3 separate regions of the Homo sapiens genome follow, and all the other regions are linked to region 1. A link is a loop called in an ENCODE intact Hi-C map of the cell type or tissue named here. Cell type or tissue: dorsolateral prefrontal cortex. All regions are shown on one strand.

Region 1 (5,000 bases):
AGTGGGACCTTGCCCTATACTCCCTCAAGGAAGCCCTTTCACCTTTCTGGCCGCTGACATTGATGAGGGGATCAAGGCAAGGCCAGGCGCTCCTGCTGGCCCAGGAAGGAGGGGAGACAGGCACGCACCTTCTGGGCGGTGGCTTCCTTTTGTATTTGACTCTGCCGCAACTTTTTCAACAACACGAGTTTTGCTTCTTCTAACCTCAATTCTTCCTTCAGCTGCTTGATCATCCTTTCTCGTTCTTCAGGACTGCTTTTCTGCAGGGGCGAGAGGAACAGGGTTGAGAGGGAGCGTCCTTGGTGAGGAGCAGAGGCCCTGCCATCACTAGCTCCACCTGAGGGTGTCATGAGTAGGAAGGGCACAGTGGGGCTCCGGCGGCAGCGCCAACACGTGGCTCACCATGAGGGCCTCGGTGCTAGTCTCCTTCAAGGCCACCGTGGTCAGCCCATTCACTCTCGGGCTCGAGGGCTGCTCGTTGTCGGAGAGCACAATCACGTCAGGTGAGGGGGGTCTCCTCTCGGACTTCATGTCACTGTGGGGTGGAGACAGTAGTGACCAGAGCGCCCTTGACAGCTGGACCCAGTGCCCACCCCTGTGGACACATGGCAGGGAGCTGAGACCTCCCCGTCTGTTCCCTGTCTGCCCTGCATCCTCCACATCCCCTGCCCTGCCCCATGGCTCCCAGGCTGCCTCCTTCTTCTTACCCACACGTCATAGGGCACCCAATCCCAGTGCCCAGGTGGGCACCCTGATGGTAGGGACTTCATGCCTGCCGCCATGTCGCCAGGGCTGAGGGTGCGTATGCCCCTGAGCATGACATGGTGACTTTGGAAAACATGGCTGCTCCCTCTACCGTGTGCCTCGGATCAGGTAAACACTCGGCTCGGGATCCTGGGGCCCTGCTCAGTGTTAGCCATTGTGGGGGCTTGAGCATGCTGGGTCTGATGGCATGTGTGTGCCTCGCCACCAGCCCGCAGCCCCTGGCCATGGTGGAAACCCCTTGAAGGGGAGCCCAGCTCCCTGCGTGAACCAGATTTTCTTCTCTCCACTCAGGCAGGCCAAAGCCCTCACACCTGGCAGCCAACCTGTCCCCAGAAGACCGAGGGGTGTATCCACAGGCTGCCAGCTTGCTCACAAGGTGGCACCAGGTGCTAGATGGCCCTTCTTGGGCCCCACATGGCGGCAGTGGCTGTCTGTTTTGAAACTGACTAGGACACAAGTTCTCTCAAAGACCAGAGACTCTTCACCTGCCTGATCTACTCATGGACTGGTTTCTGGCTGGCTGCCTCCAGCCCCACGTGGATGCCAAGGTCATTCTGCCTGTTACCCTGCTGCCCACTCCGTAAGTCCCAGCTCAAAACTGCAACATGAGACAGTTCTCATGATTCCAGCCCCCACACCTTTTTCTTTCTAATGAATTTGCCACGGTCTGGGGAGCTCACTTCCACCTGTGAACTTGACCTAAGGCCTGTTCCTCCCCTTTTCACCGTCGGCCCACGGCATCTCACTACCAGTTGGGAAGCACCAGGGGACAATCGGGGAAGTACTTGCAGGCTTTCCTCTTTTGTTATTTTGTCAAAGTATGGTCACAAACGTCTAAGAGTGTGGCTGATGAGCTGCTGTTATTCATCAGAACTGGGAAACAGTGAATATCCATTCTGTGCTAACTGCAGGCCAGGCTCCGAGACAAGTGCTCAAGGCACCCCAAGTCATTTGACCCAGGCAGGAACACACTAGTCTGATTTTCCCTTTCCTGTGAACGATCCTCTAGGATGTATGTGTACAGCTGACACTACTGAAGGCGCAAGGCTGAACACCTGCTGTGGTGTCGCTGACCCAACGCAAGTCCCAAAGATGGCACTTTGTCCCCAACCAAGCAGCTCCATTTGCTGACGGCACAAGGCAAACTGTCCCTGATGATCTGGGTTCATTGTATTCTCTTTCTTCTTTTTTGAGATGGAGTCTTGCTCTGTCGCCCAGGCTGGAGTGCCGTAGTGCAATCTCGGCTCACTGCAACCTCCACCTCCCCGGTTCAGGTGATTCTCCTGCCTCAGCCTCCTGAGTAGCTGGATTACAGGCATGCACCATCATGCCGGGCTAATTTTTTTTTTGTATTTTTGTACAGACAGGGTTTCACCATGCTGGCCAGGGTGGTCTTGAACTCCTGACCTCAGATGATCCGCCCGCCTCGGCCTCATTGTACATTCATCGAAGTGAATCAAGTCCATTTTTTTTGTCAGCAGGAAAACCAGCCAAGGACAGACACGTCCTCTAGGTGGCACTGTGACCCAGAGAACAAACTCGGACAAAGTTAACTGGTTGCCGCAGCTCAAAGTTGTCCTGGCTCTTGCTGTGCCAGGGTCTAGTTGATAATTAGACCCCGGCAGGGTTGAGGAGAGTCGCTAGGATGAAGAACCTGACTCTGCTCTAGCAGCCCTCGGGACCTCTGAGGTCCCCTCCACACCCATGAGCTGCGTCCTCAGGGAAGGGTAGACACAGAGCACCAGAGGTTAAGGCTTCACCAATGCTACCCTGGACTCGCCAGATGCTGGACTCAGGAACCGCTTTACTTGCTCTCCTCTGGTCCCTCCTAATTCCACCCACCACAGCTACGTGGTGGCTGTACCTGAACGCTGGTCCTAGCCCTGATGAAGCAGCTTCTCACCAGAGACCTGGGCGTGGACAGAAAGGTACGATTTCGAAGTATACAATCCCCCAGGCAAGGGGTTATCAGCCCACATTCTGAAGCCCAGAACCGGGTAGTTTGTTTCTAAAGTAACCCAGGACACCTCACTCAGGTCTTAGCAAACCGCCAGCATGTCTCTCCTTGCTGCCGGCCCCATGCCGCCCAAGATCGACTTTCAAGGTGACCTCAGGGCTCTAATTCCAGGTTCCCTGGACGTGTACACACACTGAGCACCTCAGAGGCAGGCAGTCCCAAGGCTTCAGCACAGAGGTGCAGCAGCTGGCCTCCACCCAGGTGGCCTCCAAAGTGAACAGGGGAGCAGGGGGCCAAGGCAGCATCTTGTATAGAGTTACAGACACAATTCCTGGGCTAGCATGAGCTGAAATGAAATGACAGCCAAGCTCTAAGGGACTTAACCCTTCTTATCATCTTATTGAGGGCGTGTGCTTCTTCCAGAGGTGAGATGTCTAATAAAATTCAAACCTGCCTGAAGGAAGAGGGTAGGCGAGGGGTCCAGACCACCTAGCAGCTGAAGCTGCCTGAGAGGGCTGCTCTGCCCACAGCGCTCCCTGGCCCCATCTTGGCCTGCGACTAATCAATAACTCATCCAAGAGATGATGTCACCACCCATCAATGATCACTCAGCATCCCAGCAGCCAGCAGGGAGTGAACTTCCTGTATGCTAATCAGGCCACCAAAAAGTCATGTGACAAAGGCATTTCCCTCCTTGGTCACATGACCCTTTAACTGTGCCTTCCAACGTGAAAACCATGGCAACGGCCAGTTCCAACCGGTTTGTGACACGCAGCCTTCATTTTGAGAAGGGAGGTAAAGGTTCAGGTACTGTCAGAAAATGGAGGCGCCAGGCTCACCCCAGGGCTGTGGAGCTGCAGGCACTTCCTGTGTGGCGCCAGCCCACAGGGGACTGTTGCTGCACCACAGGCTCCAGTCACCTCTACATACACCGCACACAGCAGGGTCACTGGCCCCTCTAAGTTTCTAAAATGAAAAACTTTGTTAAGCTCACTTTTTAAAGGAGAGAGGCTTTAAGAGTCTCAGTACTTTCTAAAAGAGATCTTTAATTCAGGAAAAAGAGCATGTGGCTCAAAATGATTGCAGGCATTATTTCAGGGAAATATTTAATTATAAAAACTGTCTAAAGTAAACAAAACCAGTGGAAATCTAGCCCAACATGCTGAGAGGGATGGCATCGTGGCCCAGGGACAGCGTCTGCCATTCACTCCACAGCAGCCGTCCCGGGCACCAAGTTTATTTGGAAGTGATGTGATAGTTCAGGACAAATCCCATAAGCCCGTCCTGCCCATCTTGAGAAGCCTTAATGTAAAACGTAGTGATCAAGAGATTTTATGTGACCTACAAAAATCCCTGGAAGCAGGCCAGGCTGTTATCAGCGTAAATGGTCTCACCCGCTCGCTGACACGCACCACCCCCACTCCCTGACCCGCTGGCACTGGCCCTGACCTCACAAGCACAGAAATTCTGTTACCTGCCAGGAACTTCCATAGAATTTCCTGGAGGAGAGGCCGGGATTATAAACTTAAATTGAGACACGATCCCACTTCCACAGCAAAAGGTTATGGCTTTCAGCTGCTCAGCAACCAGCGGCCAGTACGTGGTTAATATTTAGTGTCCCCTCAGCCAGTGCCGGGAAGGAGCTGTCCTTGGAGGCTGGGACCTTTGTGGTTCTCTGAACAGGCCTGCCTGGTATGCAGGAAAGACATACCCCTCTCCCTCATTCATTCATTCATTCATTCCTTACATCTGCTGAGAGCTCATTTAAAAAGCAGGTGCTATAGCAGGCAGTGGGGAGGAACCCCTGGATAAAAGGAATTTCTGTCCTTAGGGTTCAGTCTACCAGGATGGACAGACACAACAGGGGAGCGGCAGGTGGGGGCAAGGCTGTAGGTGGGCTTGGGGCTGGCCCCGTGAATGTCTGACCACCGCTGTCACCGCCATAGCAGCAGGGCAGCTTCTCCGGAACTTGTATAAATGAAGCGTGTCCTCCTTGCCCCAGACCTGCTTGATCAAAGTCTGTATTTCAGCAAGATCCCCCAAGTCTTGCACACACTAGGGAAGTTAGGGATGACCATGACCTGTAGCTCGTGAGGCCTCGGTACAAGAAATCCTCCTCCAGGCTGGCTTGGGGAGACAGGCAGGGCCCAGCAATGCCTTCTCCAGCCACAGAACCATTTCCCACTAGAACCTTTCCTCCTCACCTCTTTCAGGCCTAGCAGGGTGGGCTGCTGGCTGTGTGCAAGGGTGGGATGAGGGCTCTGCTAGAGCCAACACC
Region 2 (5,000 bases), 320 kb after region 1:
TTCGCAGATCTACCCTCCCAACCTGCATTCTGCCTCAAGCAGCAACGCCCACCCCAGGCTCAGGCCACATGGAGAAGCCACCCCTAGTTCCAGTGGTGGATGTGGCACCTCGGCCTGGCCAATCAGAGCTCCCTTGTCCTAGGTTCCTAGTGATTGGTTTGAGATGGACACGTGACCCAATGAGCGACCTTTCCTGGGAGTTCTACCAGGAGCATCAGGAAGGTTGAGCTGGGTGTATGGGAACCAGGCCGGGGCGAGGGGTTCCGGGGGGACCTGAGAACATTGTGTGGAGCCCTGGATCCAACTGTACCTGACACTAGCCAATTTCATTTCTTCAGTTTCATGGACCCCTAAATTATGATTTTTGCCAAAATGGCTTTGAGTCCGTTTCTGCTGCTGTTTGCAGAAGGGCCTGCACTGACCACTGTGAATGCCAAGCCTGGGTGACCAGGCCTCCACAAGTTATGCATCTCCAAGGCCAGCTGTGTGCCAATGCAGTTACCCCAGAATCCCTTGTTCCAGTACAATGTATTAGGGAGGTCAGATAAGAGTTGTTTGGGGTCGAGGCAGGTTCCAGTCACTGCTCTGGGAGGGTCCCTCAGCTTGGCACTGTGGGGTGGTTGATGGAGACGGATGGGAAGAGCAGGGGTGTCCCGAGGGGAGACAGAGGGCATCCTGTTAGGACATCGGGCCTGTCAAGGCATCTGAAGGCCTGGAAAGGGGGTTCAGCCCTACCTCTCCTCCTTCTAGGTCACACTGGGGGGCCTCTGTGCCATTATCCCACCTCTCCACTGTCCTACTCAGCTTAGGAGTGGGGAGGAGCCTAAAGCCACCCCATTTAGGGCACTGATTGGTGTGTGGCCTCCAGAGTCCTTCTCCCTTCTTACCTGCTCTGAAGGCACCTCTCAATGTCCATCTGTCCTTCGTGCGACCATTTCTCCAGCAAACACTGGTATTTGTGAGCCAGCCCTCTTGCTCAGACCTTCAGGACAAACTGGCAGCAGAATGGGATTATTGCCTGCCTCCCAGGACCTGCCTAGGATGTCTGGGGCGCTAGGAGCTAGGGGTGAGGGAGGCAGGTGTGGGGGGCCCCACCAGACCCTTCTAGGGCTCTGAGTCACTCATAGCCCCTGGATGCAACCTCAACCAGCGACTAACAGTCATCTCTCTCTCTTTTTTTTTTGAGCTGGAGCCTCACTCTCGCCCAGGCTGGAGTGCAGTGGCGCGATCTCGGCTCACAATAACCTCTGCCGCCTGGGTTCAAGCCATTCTCCTACCTCAGCCTCCAGAATAGCTGGGATTATAGGCACCTGCCACTGCGCCCAACTAATTTTTGTAGTTTTAGTAGAGACGGGGTTTCACCATCTTGGCCAGACTGGTCTTGAACTCCTGACCTCGTTCTCCCAAAGTGCTGAGATTACAGGTGTGAGCCACCGTGCCCAGCCCAGTCATCTCTTAAAAGGAGTCTAGGCCGGGTGCGGTGGCACACGCTTGTAATCCCAGCACTTTGGGAAGTCAAGACTAGAGGAACCCCTGAGTCCAGGAGTTGGAGACCAGCCTGGCAACATGGAGAGACCCTGTCTCTATAAAAAAACAAAATAGCTGAGCATGGTGGCTCACGCCTGTAATCCCAGCACTTTGGGAGGCTGAGGTGGGCAGATCACCTGAGGTTAGGGGTTCAAGACCAGCCTGACCAATATGGTGAAACCCTGTCTCTACCAAAAATATAAAAAATTAGCCGGGTGTGGTGGTGCGCGCCTCTAATCCCAGCTACTTGGGAAGCTGAGGCAGGAGAATTGCTTGAACCCGGGAGGCAGAGGTTGCAGTGAGCCAAGATGGAGCCACTACACTCTAGCCTGGGTGACAGAGCGAGACTCTGTCTCAAAAAATAATAAATAAATAAATAGATAAAAGGGATCTGATCAAGACTCTGGGTTGTCAGACACCTCGTCACCCCGAGTCCAAGGGCTTGTGGGGGCGCTGGTTAATTTGCATCTCATTTGAATGCTCGATAGCCCTTTTTGCCTGGAGGGCGCCCCGCCCACTCTAGCCGCCAGGGGGCGCAAGAGGCAAAGCGTTGGCGGGAAGTTCAGCCTCCTAGCGGTCATTGTCTGCAGTCCTGGCTGGCCCTGGTGGGCACACTGTGACCCTCCACCCTTTTTCACCCTATATGCCCTCGCTCCCATTTTTCAGAGAGCAAACTGAGGTTCTGAGAGGCCAGAGGGCTCTCAGAACAAGAGCTCGCAGCCTCCCTTGTCAGGGTGGAGAGCAAGGGCACTCCTAGAGCTCACTCAATAGCATTTACTGGCCAGGCGCGGGGGCTCACACCTGTAATCCCAGCGCTTTCGGAGGCCGAGGTGGGCGGATCACTTGACGTCAGGAGTTGGAGACCAGCCTGGCCAACATGATGAAACCTCGTCTCTACTGAAAATACAAAAATTAGCTGGGTGTGGTGCATGCCTGTAATCCCCAGCTACTCTGGAGGCTGAGGCAGGAGAATCGCTTGAGCCCGGGAGGTGGAGGTTGCAGTGAGCCGAGATCACGCCACTGCACTCCAGCGTGGGCGACAGAGGTAGACTCCATTTCAAAAAACACCCAGCTGGGCATGGTGGGTCACGCCTGTAATCCCAGCACTTTGGGAGCCCGAGGCGGGTGGATTACGAGGTCAGGAGATTGAGACCGTCGTGGCCAACATGGTGAAACCCCATCTCTACTAAAAATACAAAAATTAGCTGGCTGTGGTGAGCACCTGTAATCCTAGCTACTCGGGAGGCTGAGGCAGCAGAATGACTTGAACCCGGGAGGTGGAGATTGCAGTGAGCCGAGATTGCGCCACTGCACTCCAGCCTGGCGACAGAGCCAGACTCCGTCTCAAAAAAAAAAAAAAAAAAAATTTAACTCCCGGCAGAACTCCAGAGATAGGCAGCTAGAAGAGAGACAGTGAGCTCTCCGTGCCATGGGGCATCCAAACAGAAGCATAGTGCTCACGAGGCTGGAGATCACCCAGAAAGGATCCCAACCCTGATCTGCAGATGGGGTAAAAGGAGACCCATACAGGGCAGCGACCTGCCCCCTGCTCCGTCCACAGTGGTCAGGACAAGAATCAGACTTCCGCTGGGTTTTTGTCCTTAGCCATTGGTGTGAGTCCTGGTTTTTATTTCAGACCTACTCCTCTGGGTTCCCGGAGAGTCCTGCACACTCAGGCCCCTGGAAAGCCTTTTTTTTTTTTTTTCTTTTCCCTACAGTATCCCTGAACAAGGCTTCTGGGTGCCCCAGGCTTATCCCCCACTCCCTTTCACTGCTTAGACCTTCTTTGAGATTCTCCAGTTCTTCAAGAAACCCATGGAGGCTGTGCGCAATGGCTCATATCCATAATCCTAGCTCTTTTGGAGGCCAAGGCAGGAGGATCGCTTAAGCCCAGGAGTTCGAGACCAGCCTGGGCAACAAGCGAGACACCCAGTGCACCTCAAAAAAAAATTTAAAAATTAGCCAGGTGTGGTAGTGCATTCCTATAGTCCCAGCTACTTGGTAGATGGAAGCGAGAGGATCACTTGAGCCCAGGAGTTCAAGGCTGCAGTGAGCCATGATTGTACCACTGCACTCCAGCCTGGGCAACAGAGCAACTCTGTCTCTAAAAAATGAAAAGAAAGAAACCCGTGGAGACACCCCTTTGGTGCCACCATGCACTGGGCCCGGGCCCAAGGAACCCCCAGGCTGGGGGACACAGAACCAGCCACATACTCTACCCCGCCCCCTGGATCAGTGCTAAGCTGGAAGGAAGGGTGGGGAGGTGGAAGGATCCTAAGTGGTAAGAGGATAGGAAGGCTTTTGGAGGAGGGAACATTGGAGGTGGGCCTTAAGGGCTCCTATTATCCCCACTTCTTCTTTTTTTTTTTTTTTTTTTCTTTTTTGAGACAGAGTCTTGCTCTTGTCACCCAGGCTGGAGTACAGTGGCGTGATCTTGGCTCACTGCAACCTCCACCTCCCGGGTTCAAGCAATTCTCCTGCCTCAGCCTCCTGAGTAGCTGGGATTACAGGTGTGTGCCACCATGCCTGGCTTTTTTTTTTTTCTTTTTTTTTTCGAGACAGAGTCTCGCTCTGTCGCCCAGGTTGGAGTGCAGTGGCACGATCTTGGCTCACTGCAAGCTCCGCCTCCCAGGTTCACGCCATTCTCCTGCCTCAGCCTCCCGAGTAGCTGGGACTACAGGCGCCTGCCACCACGCCTGGCTAATTTTTTGTATTTTCAGTAGAGACGGGGTTTCACCGTGTTAGTGAGGATGGTCTCGATCTCCTGACCTCGGGATCCACCCACCTCGGCCTCCCAAAGTGCTGGGATTACAGGCGTGAGCCACCGCGCCCAGCCTATCCACACTTCTCATATGAGCAAAGAGGCCCCAAGGGGTGCAGTGACCATCCTGAGGTCACACAGTGAGTGGGCGGCACAGCTGGGATGGGGACTCAGGGTTCTTTAACCTCAGGGCCCTCCCTACCTACTGGGTCACACATCCTTATCATGGAAGGTCCTTCAAAGCCTTCTCCTGGGAGAGGGGAGAGAATCTGGAGGAGGGAGACAGCGGGGGCAGCTTCTCCACCTCCCCCAGCCTCCCACCCTAGCCTTCTCCTCCATCCCCCACCCACCACCTCCCCCATCTCCCAGACCTGCTTCCCAGGTCACTCTTCTCCCTCACCACCCACTCTGGACCCTTCTATCCCTTCCTCCTCACAACCTTCCCTTCTACCTTCCAACCTCTTACTCTAGCAACTAAGGGTGTCCCTTCATCTGAGAAGAATGAGGTTAAGACTCTTGGTGGCCCTGCTAGGGGACACAATTAGTGGTTGGGGAAGGTATAGGATAGGAACAGAGGCAAAAGGACACGGGACAGACCATGAATAACAAGATGGTGCCCACCAGAAGGAGGGGGCTGGGGAGTTGGGGTGCATAAGGGCCAGCCCCAGCCAGCTTCGCTCTGCTGGGCTAGCCCTTCCCCCAGAGCTGGCCC
Region 3 (5,000 bases), 440 kb after region 1:
TCCCACACTCAGAACTCAGACCAGCAGCCCAAGGAGGGGGCAGAAACCTTTCTGAAACCCCAGGCAGATCCCCATCCACGCTTCCCCAACTTCTTTCTCCCCAGATCTCTCTATAGGGACTTTTAAAAAAGGAGATTAAGGGTGCGGTGGCTCACACCTGTAATCCCAGCACTTTGGGAGGTGGAGGTGGGTGGATCACCTGAAGTCAGGAGTTCGAGACCAGCCTGGCTAACATGGCAAAACCTTGTCTCTACTAAAAATACAAAAATTAGCTGGGCGTGGTGGCCCATGCCTGTGATCCCAGCTACTCGGGAGACTGAGACAGGAGAATCGCTTGAACCCAGGAGGCAGAGGTTGCAGTGAGCTGAGATGGCGCCACTGCACTCCAGCCTGGGCGACAGAGTGAGACTGTCTCAAAAAAAAAAAAAAAAAACCCACAGAAGGAGATTACGTGTTATAGCTTTCTTTCCAGGGTTTCACCAGAAAGCCCCTCCAAACTACCCCCTCCCCAAAAAAGGAGAGTAAATGCAGAAAAAACAAAGGCAGAGAAGGAGGCAAATGAAGGCAGAATTCAGCACATTTTGCAAGATGAGAAAGAAGTTGGCCCTATGGGGCTCGGCTGTGGGAGGGACAGGGACAGGGATAGGGATAGGGACTGAGCCTTTGCCCCATCACCCACCCGCACACCGCACCTGCTCCCATGCCCTCTCTGCACCTACCTGCACATCCCACACCAGCCTGCCTGCCCCCATCCCCTGCCCTGCCCACCTGCACGCCGGCCTTCTGCGGGTGTGCCTTCATGGCCTGCAGTGCTGCCACAGCCCCGCCACCCTCCACGATGATGCGGCTGTTGTCGGGCTTACGCAGGGCCAGGAAGCACAGGGCCGCGCAGCTCTGCTCACACACCTGCAGGGGCCAGTCACAGAAAGGCTGAGATGCAGCAGATAGACCCCCCACAACATCCTGCCATGGCCACCAACCCCTGGTGAACACCCTGCGGCCTCCCCTCCGTGGGTCTCTGGCAACTCCTGTGTAATAATGGCAGGGTGACAAAAATATCAGCTCAGCTCTTAGGGGTGACAAGGGCAATAGGCCTGGTCAGATCTTTGCAGGGTGCTGGTGGTAACTCCAGGACACCCAAAGTCATGCATACGCAGGTCAGCATTTGAGAGCCAATGCCCACGACCCTCACCAGCCCTGCCCTGGCCCTGCAGGGGAATAGAGCTTCATGCAGATACAGAAACTGAACTGGGACTCCAGCCACCACCCTGCTACTGTGTGTGCCCCCCGAGGTGGGTACCTGGGGGCTGGTCAGATGCTGGGTCATAGCAGCCACGATGGACTCCGTCCCACCAGCACGGACAATAGCATCTTTCACGTCGTCGTTGCCTGCGATGGCTCGCAGGGTGCTCAGCACTTGCTTCACGAGCTCCTGCACAAGGGAAAGGCCCGCTCACCTCCAGCCAGGCCGCTGGTTGTGGGAGAGGGCTCTGAGGGAGAATGTGGGGCTGTTTTGCTGTTTGACCAACAGGTATGGTGTGACTGCAGGGTGTGACTAACGAGAAGGGGTGGCAGATGCCTGTGGCTCAGGCTGCCTGTGTCCAAACGGTACCATCCAGGTGACTTGATCCCCTACCCCGACAGGGGCAGCGGGGGCATGTGACTCAGGCCGGCCTTCAGAGCACAGGGTCCCCCTGTCCACGGCCACAGACCCAGGGTAGGCGCTAACTGCCCTGCACTGAGGACAGTGGATGAGGTGCTACTGGGACTGCTGATCCCCCGATGGAGAACCTGAGGACCCTGCCCCCAACTGCCCAGGAGTACAGGGCAAAATGTATCCCTTCATTTGCTGAAGTTGGTTCCCATTCAGCTCCTGGCCACTTGCACAGAAAGAGGCTGGCTGACGTCAACAGCTGGGCTTGGGGGCGCAGGACCGTGGCACCCCTGGGGGCTTTCCTGCAGCTGCAGCTGGATAGGGAGGCACCTGTTGATTGGCTCCCTGCTGTGGATGGGCACATGGAGAAGGGCTCAATAATCGGCTGCTAAACGGAGTAATGAGTAGGGACACTGCTCTATTCTGTAGCTAGGGAAACTGAGGCAGAGGTGCGGGAACTAACCCAAGTATCCCAGCCTTGGCCGACACACCCCAACCCTATGCTTCCTACCATCCTTTTCCTGGTGCAAAAGGACAATAAGGGAGAGCAGGTGGGTTTGTTTCCCCCCCGACCTTTGGTTCCTGCCCTTGGGTCCGTGAAAAGAAAAACTGCACTTTGGTTCCGACACTGGCAGGCAGGGCTGGCTTGTTCTGACTATAGCTCGTCCGGTTGACTGGGACCCAGAAGGACAGCACGCAATGGGCCAGGGGGACTTCATACCTGAACGCCGCTCTGGTCCCTCATCTGGTGGTCATTGCAGTCGGCTAGCAGGGACACCAGAATGCTCAGGCCCCCGAGGTCGACGACCTCCTGGCAGAACTCGTTGCGAATGGCCAGGCGGGACAGGGTTCCACAGAGCTCGCTCAGGATGCCAGGGTTATCCAGGAACGCTGCAGGGAGAAAGGGAGACGGTGGTGGGGGCGGGAAGAACCAGCCGCAGGGCCCTCTGTTTTGGTGGAGATCCTGCTCCACTGGAAGAGTCCAGCCCTTCTGCCTATTGGAGTGGCCACGGGCACCAGGAAGGCCCCAGGGAACACCAGGGGCTACCTGGGCCTGCAGTGCCCCCTGCTGGCTGCTGGGAAGACTTAAGAATGTGCCCCCCAACCCGCTTCCTTCCATCATGCCCCAAATAAATTCCATACCAACTCATGGTCTCACCTAAAAAAAGAAAACTATAATAGTGCAAAAAAAAAAAAAGACATCTGAAGACTATTTTTATGATCATGGGGTAGGAATGGCTTCTCTAAGTGCAACAGGAAACTCCAGAACCATAGAGGGACACATACGGACTGGGCTGACGTGGCCAAAACTGAACACAGGAGCCGCAGATGGAGCCCAGAGGCGCTGCACCAGGAAGCAGGTGCCGGCACTCACGCCAAGAGGGCGAAGATCCTGCACCTACACAGGGCTGCGACGGTCAGTTCCTGTGACCACCTGTAGCCCTCTGCAGTTCCACCCAATGCCAATCTAGGTGTTGCCGTGGAGGTATTCTGTCCACATGGTTACCATCCACAATCAGCTATCTATTATTATTATTATTATTATTAATTTTTTTGAGACAGAGTCTCGCTTTGTCACCAAGGCTGGAGTGCAGTGGCGTGATCTTGGCTCACCACAATTTCTCCTTCCTAGGCTCAAGAGATCCTTGTGCCTCAGCCTCTCAAGTAACTGGGATTACAGGTGCCCACCACCACGCCCAGCAATTTTTGTATTTTTAGTAGAAACAGGGTTTCATCATGTTGCCCAGGCTGGTCTTGAACTCCTGGGCCCAAACAATCCTTCTACCTCAGCCTCCCAAAGTGCTGACATTACAGGCATGAGCCACCATGCCCAGCCCAGTTGCCTTTAAGTAGAGGAGATGACCTTGAACAATGTGAATGGGACTCATTCCATCAGCTGAAGTCCTTAGAAGGAAACTGAGGTGTTTCCCCGAAAAGGGGACTGCCTGGGGGTTTCCAGCCTGCCCTATGGAGTACAGACTTGCCATAATTGCATGATCCCATTCCTTACCAAAAAGTCTCTTCATATATACATATCCTGTCTCTGGCAGAAACCTAACTGATTGGAGCTCCTATAAATAAAACAGGAAAGATGTGAGCTACCTCCTGGAAAAGCAGCCTGACTTTGCAGAAGGTCGGGACTCATTTTCAGCCTTGCTGGAGGTGTGGAAGGGAGACTGAGGTGGGCCCATCTCCTCAGCAGACAGAGCCAGAACCCCCACACAGGCCTGGCCACAGAACCAGAGTGACGGGGCAGGCAAGAAAGGGGAACTCATCCTCCTAACACCTTCTGTGTGTCAATCAGGACTTTTCTGGTGGGTTCAGTGGATGGGATGGGGGTAGGGGTTAAGACAGAAGCTTTAGGGTCTGACGGTCAGCACTGTGACCTCCCAGGGCTGGCTCACCATGGTCACCCTGGAGCCAGACACATGAATATGCCTAAGGATTTGTGGCTGAATATGATCAAGCGTGTACACATCCAGCTGAGACTGCCATGGTGCATGCCAGCCAGCCCCCCCGAGTCCTCTTATTTCCCTCTGGGGAGGTCCCCCTTCCCCACTCTCAGCCCCTGGAGTTGGACACAGCAAGCCCCTTCCCCAGACAGCTCCAGAGATGGGATTGTGGCCTGCTCCTGGCCCCTGAGTGCTGGCCTGGAATTCTCCTGGAGCCACTAGAAAACATGGGGAGACTCTTCACGAGGGCTGCCATGCAGGCAGGTCTAAGCCGAGGGGCGAGTGGAGCCTTGAGCCTGCCGTGCCTAAAGCAGTCCTGAGCCCTGACCCTCACTCTGGTCACATCTGACCCGCCCACTTTGTTCGCTGGCTCGTGTCGGCCCCCAGCTCTTACCTTTGGTGGCTTCGATGAGCACCTTCAAGCCTTTGTTCTCCTGCACAATCATCTTGGCATGGTTGTGGGCATGGCCAAAGGGCACACGGATGTCGTCATCGAAGGTCATGACACGCAGGGCCCAGCAGGCTTCCCTGACCACGTCAGTGTGGTGGCCATGATGGGTGATGGCACCAGTCAGCAGAGGCAGCACGCCAGCTTTCACCAGGTCTTGCCGATTCTGTTCATGTTTCAGGCAAGCGTGACGCACACAGCGGATCCCAGAGCAGGTCAGGTCAGCCTCATCAGCATTCTGGGTCAGCGTGGCCACTAGGAGCTGCAGGCCCTGGGCATCCAGGAGGTCTGGCTGTCCATCAGTCAGCACCGACAGGGCATTGAGGGACTGGAGCAGAAGGCCCTGGTCACCTGCAGTGGCCAGCTTCCAGGCAGTGAAGATGATGGGGTAGGCCCCCTTCTGGGCCGCGAGGAAGCGGCAGGCCTTGTCCTGTTTGCACTGGTC

The links. A loop is a pair of places that touch in the nucleus more often than their neighbours do. Peaks named below come from ENCODE experiments on the same cell type or tissue, not always from the same donor. Only the 100,000 strongest peaks of a DNase experiment are listed, where the experiment ranks them.
Region 2: a loop joins it to region 1, with 2.4 times the contacts of the local background. A loop is called at or near these places in 6 of 110 quality-filtered maps.
Region 3: a loop joins it to region 1, with 2.8 times the contacts of the local background. A loop is called at or near these places in 4 of 110 quality-filtered maps.

What each region holds. Positions count from the first base shown.
Region 1 is chr19:19,487,841-19,492,840 of GRCh38, reverse strand. GATAD2A (GATA zinc finger domain containing 2A) reads right to left here. Exons shown (of 12, transcript NM_001384528.1): 3 at 403-535; 4 at 129-260. Among named protein-coding and RNA genes, the nearest start is that of TSSK6, 25 kb to the left of the region's middle. RefSeq lists enhancers at 31-1,230, 2,147-2,441, 2,291-2,540, 3,299-3,578, 3,098-3,881 and 2 more. In dorsolateral prefrontal cortex, CTCF peaks have their summits at 2,072 and 2,279 (motif pointing right); DNase peaks (open chromatin) are centred at 2,270 and 3,460; H3K4me3 peaks cover 920 bases; H3K27ac peaks cover 2,719 bases.
Region 2 is chr19:19,172,279-19,177,278 of GRCh38, reverse strand. The region is part of intron 5 of BORCS8-MEF2B (BORCS8-MEF2B readthrough); the gene reads left to right. It overlaps BORCS8 (BLOC-1 related complex subunit 8), which reads left to right. Exons shown (of 6, transcript NM_001145784.2): 6 at 1-373. Among named protein-coding and RNA genes, the nearest start is that of MEF2B, 4.5 kb to the right of the region's middle. RefSeq lists enhancers at 2,398-2,899, 4,543-5,000. In dorsolateral prefrontal cortex, CTCF peaks have their summits at 1,864 and 2,071 (motif pointing right); a DNase peak (open chromatin) is centred at 2,058.
Region 3 is chr19:19,051,697-19,056,696 of GRCh38, reverse strand. It overlaps ARMC6 (armadillo repeat containing 6), which reads right to left. Exons shown (of 9, transcript NM_001199196.2): 5 at 4,502-5,000; 6 at 2,376-2,545; 7 at 1,301-1,432; 8 at 769-906. Among named protein-coding and RNA genes, the nearest start is that of SLC25A42, 9.8 kb to the left of the region's middle. RefSeq lists enhancers at 2,618-2,677, 4,441-4,941. In dorsolateral prefrontal cortex, a CTCF peak has its summit at 2,717 (motif pointing left); a DNase peak (open chromatin) is centred at 2,696.